Regions from separate parts of the Homo sapiens genome. Here region 1 is linked to region 2. The links are chromatin loops, found by intact Hi-C in ENCODE. Cell type or tissue: A673. All regions are shown on one strand.

Region 1 (2,500 bases), 97 kb after region 2:
TAGTGCCAAAATCTATATTGATCTCTTATTGATTTAACATTCAACTTTGTTAGCATGCTGTTTTCCTGAATGCTGTACTAAGAAGACTGGGGCGGGAAATGGGGAGGGATTTAAAAATCTGAATAAACTCTTTGCCATTCTTAAGTCACTTGTATATCATGAGTTCAAACTCTATTGTATTCCATTGATTTTATGAAGCAATGGACAGCATGGTAAAGTAGGACCCTTTAACACTATGCTTGCAGTCCCCAAACAGGTCAATATATTCTCAAGACTTCAATAAAGTGAATTTAAGAATTTTTGTATGCCATCGCCTATTATAAACTTCATGCCTAACTAGACAGGCAGGGAAATTTACAGATTGACTTATAAAATCAAGACAAATTGTGCATTAAATTCAAACCTCAGGAAGCCCCAAGGTTATGTACCAACTACCTGAGTCTAAAGAAGCCAAATACAACAAAATTCCTAATGGTTCAAAACAAATTACACATGCTTTAGAGCTAGTACTTTGGCTGTACTTGTGTTTCAAGGCATACCTATACTATTCTTTTGGCATTTTGCATTTTACCTAAAATATGTTCGATATGGATGTTATAAATGGAATTTATTATACTTACATAATAAGTATAGTCATTTCCATTTATAACAGCTGTATCTGATATATAAGGGAGCACTTGAAACAAAAAGAGATCTTGGTGCATGTGTGTAAAAGACAAGGCTAGACTGTTTTTGTGTTTTCTGAATTCACTGGGAGATGAACTAAGACTTGTTTTCTCCATCTCCAATTTCTGTGACTGTGGTATGTTAGCCTGGTATTCCACCACATATAAATTTTTAACCGAACACAGATTTCATGAGTTTGTGGCTTGCCTGAACTTCCTTTTTTAAAATCCTGGACATTTGCAGATGAAAATAATCTGTTACTTTTAAAACTGCACTTTACAAAATATTAATATAAATGTATATGTTTTGCAGATTTATTTCAAAACATTCTAAATTCCAAAAATCTTTACTGTTACAAACCCAGTGAATTAGGCAATTTGGAGAGTTCGTGTAAACAGGCACTACTTTGCAGTAAGTTTGGTAAAGATAAAGCATTTCAGCACATGTTCTGCCACAAAGCATTTGGGACTCTTATGTTAGAGCTTCAGAATTCCTTCTGAAAAAGACAAAAGAGAGACTTCCTGTCATTTCCACTGGTTTCTGCATGTGGGACCAATATGGGCAAAGTTTAAACAGATGCAAATGGTAAGGGGAGGAGGCAGTGTCACGTCTTGTTTTACGTATTTCTTCATATCCAGATTGAATTTAAGTCATTCTCTTCTTGGAGCTTTTGGAGTACACTTCCACTAAAGTTATAGCATGCTTGAATGGTTTATTTCACCAATATTTGCTTATGGAAATAAAGGGGAGTGGCCGAGGAGAAAGGAGAAGAGGAGTGGAGGAGGGGTTTGAGGCTGAGGGAGGCTCTGACCACAGCACAGAGCACCGGCAACTTTGTCTAATGTGATCATTAACCTTCCTGCAAAACACAGCTGGCAGTTCTCTGAGGTTTGTCACTAGAATGTGAAGACAGCCACACAGATATTGCACAGACTATTTACAGATCGTTTGGTTTACATTGAGAGTCATTGCTCTACTTTTGTGCGGTAGGAAAATGAGATTTCAGCAATTCCTTTTTGCATTTTTTATTTTTATTATGAGTCTTCTCCTTATCAGCGGACAGAGACCAGGTAGGCCTTTGATACATTTGTACAAGTAACTTGTTTTGCCTGTTTGCATCCCTGGGTCTCTGAGCATGATTGTGTTTATCTGAAAACCACTTAGGTGTGCTTGCAGTTAGTAGTATTGGGGATAAATGTGTAGGATTTTGAAAGTATGCTATCTATCCTGTTGGGTCTATTATTTCAATATTTTAAAAACATCTGGACTTTGAAATGATAAGTATTTTACCACTATTTTTCCTAAATGCCAAGAAAATAGATCTCTAAGCTATTGCAGATTATGTTGTCTTTACAAGTAAAATGAAACAGAAGTGTTCGTCTATTCATTATAAAGGTAAATAAATGTATAGATTTTTAGGTAAAATGCAAACTCCAAAGCAGTTTATTTAAAAAGTATGTTGCTGCCCAGAGTAGGGGCTGAATTAACATACAAAAAGCATAATGCAACAAAATGCAGATTAAATCTTAAAACAGGTCAATAGCTGTCATTTCTAATTATGTAACTAGGCATGTCACTTAAAACAAATAAGTGCAGTTTTTATTATTATGCTTATACAGCTAAAAAGCATCAAAAATATGTATGATAAAGATACATAATATTAATTTACTTGACATGTTTTCAAAGATGATATCAAGTATATTGTACTTAACCAACAGAAATTTAGTACACAAAAGTATTCTAATGTACTTTTACTTCAAAACCAAACAGCTAAGATTTCAAAGAACCAGTAAGTTTGAAAAAAAAAAGAAAGAAAAGAGAGAAAAGAAGAGAG
Region 2 (2,500 bases):
AGGAAAAAAAAAAAAAACTCCAGCGCATCAGCTACATCTTTTTCAACTGAGGGTTTCTTTAACTACCTTAAAGTTGTGTTTGTAATTAACTAGGTTTGATTGAACATAAATTAAATGTCTTTTGGTCGCAGAGAAGTTCAACATTCGGGTATGTATGCCTAAAACACTGTAGTCTTAGAGAATGTCATGAAGACTGTGTTCATTTCTAATTCTTCAGTAATTAGAGGTGGGTTTACATTTTGGTCACCGCAGCTATTTCCGTAGCGTGTGGCTAAACTATTGGGCATGCTGAGCTAATACTTCACAACATAGTTCTGCGGGTGCCAAAGGCCACAGGCACCAAGGTTTCCAGTTAAATTGTTAGGAAAAAAATGCCAAAATGTCTGGATCCTGAATTGGAAGCTTCTGCTTCTTCTTCGTAAAAGTGAGGAAAGCCCCTATTAGCAAAAGACCAAACTGAGATTAGTGGCCAATCTGTAGACTTTCTATTATTTCACATAGTTTTAAAGTTATTTTTCTGCAAATTTTTGTCATGGAAAAGTCAGCAATTTTTTTTTGCAATTTTTCTGTTATCTCTGAATACAATGACTCTTCTGCCTTTATAAACCAAATTGTCCAAAATTAAGAAGACATGGCCATAAGTGAGACTGAGGTCTTCCTATTTATCTCAACTGAAAGCCACAAACTTGCATGGAATGAGACTGTTCATTATTTACCAGGGCAAATTTCAGGCTTGTTTTAAATGAAATCAAAATATCCTCTCTGCATCAATGTTCCTGACACACATATTTAGGGATATAGAGGAATCAATAAAGTTATGCTTTAAAAGAAGGATTATTAATCTATTTAATATGGATTGTTAGAGGTGGAGACAGCAAATTTTGAGAACAGGCAACAAACTGGTTTTTTGGCATGTCTTAGAAGTAATTGCAGCAGCCAGCCAGTAGACGGCAATGTTTGACAAACACCCGAATCCAAGAAAAATAATTTTGCTCTGTTGTGTCCCGGTGCTGCCTGTGTAAAACTAATTTCACACCAGCCACCATGCTAAACACTGGGAATGCCAAAGCTTTGTCTTTTTCCCCAGTGAACTGTGAGCAATGCATGCAACTCTTCCAGATAATCCCTTAATCATATTTAAAAATAGGAATAGTGGCCGGGCGCGGTGGCTCACACCTATAATCCCAGCACTTTGGGAGGCCAAGGCGGGTGGATCACAAGGTCAGGAGATCAAGACCAGCCTGGCCAACATGGTGAAACCCCGTCTCTACTAAAAATACAAAAAATTAGCCAGGCGTGGTGGCGCATGCCTGTAGTCCCAGCTACTCGGGAGGCTGAGGCAGGAGAACTGCTTGAACTCGGGAGGTGGAGGTTGCAGTGAGCCGAGATTGCGCCACTGCACTCCAGCCTGGGTGACAGAGCGAGACTCCATCTCAAAAAACAAACAAAAAACGAATAGCTTCTTCTCTTTTTCTCAAAATCCATGTAGTAGGCAGGGGCCTAGGCCAGGTGTGTCCTGAAGGCCTTTGTAGATCAATGAATCCTAATACTGGTAAACTGGATTATTTTAAAATAGAAGCTGTAAAAGGATCAGTAGCTCTACAATGAGGAAGAACAGAATGAATGCCTACAAAGGCATTAATAACTGTGTGTATTATCAAACACTGTTTTTATAATACTATTTTTGAAATCTCAGAAAATGTGCATTAAATTCTAAAATTCTAAAAATTAGCCAAAACCAGACAAACCTAAAACCATAATGGGATACTACTACACATCTATTAGAATGACTAAAATTTAAATATATATACTACTTTTTTTAATTTTTATTTTTCTTAAAGACAGTGACTTGCTGTGTCACCCAGGCTAGGTAAAGTGGCACAATCATAGCTCACTGAAGCCTCAAACTCCTGGGCTAAAGCAGTCCTCTTATTTCTGCCTACTAGTAGCTAGGACTAGAGGCACATGCAACCACACCCGGCTATTTTTTAATTTTGGTACAGACAGGGGTCTTGCTATGTTGCCCAGGCAGGTCGCAAACTCCTGGCCTCAAGCAATTGTCCCACCTCCACCTCTCAAAGTGCTGGGATTACAGGTGTGAGCCACCATTCCTGGCCCTACATATACTACATTTACATACACACACACACACACACACACACACACACAATACCAAGTACTGCTGAAGATGAAGAACTACTGGAATTCTCATATGTTGCTGGTGGGAACGCAAAATGGTACAGCCAGTTTGGAAAGCAGTTTGGAATTTCTTACAAAGATAAAACATATGCTTACCAAAGGACCAAACAATCCTACTCCCAGTACTTACCTTCACTCAAGAACATTTACACAAATGTTTATACCATTATTCACAATTGCCAAAAAATGAGAACAGCCCAAATGTCCTTTAGCAGGTAAATGAATAAACAGACTCTAATACATTTATAAACCAGAATATTATTAAGCAATAAAAAAGAAACAAACTATTGATACATGCAAC

What was found. Peaks named below come from ENCODE experiments on the same cell type or tissue, not always from the same donor. Only the 100,000 strongest peaks of a DNase experiment are listed, where the experiment ranks them.
Region 1: a loop joins it to region 2, with 2.5 times the contacts of the local background. A loop is called at or near these places in 5 of 110 quality-filtered maps.

Annotation. Positions count from the first base shown.
Region 1 is chr4:164,875,672-164,878,171 of GRCh38, forward strand. APELA (apelin receptor early endogenous ligand) reads left to right here and starts at 1,507. Exons shown (of 3, transcript NM_001297550.2): 1 at 1,507-1,736. The coding sequence starts at 1,661. In A673, no CTCF peak of the experiment used is centred here; a DNase peak (open chromatin) is centred at 1,360; H3K4me3 peaks cover 1,504 bases; H3K27ac peaks cover 2,183 bases.
Region 2 is chr4:164,778,992-164,781,491 of GRCh38, forward strand. All of the region lies in intron 2 of SMIM31 (small integral membrane protein 31), which reads left to right. Among named protein-coding and RNA genes, the nearest start is that of SMIM31, 26 kb to the left of the region's middle. In A673, a CTCF peak has its summit at 948 (motif pointing right); a DNase peak (open chromatin) is centred at 990.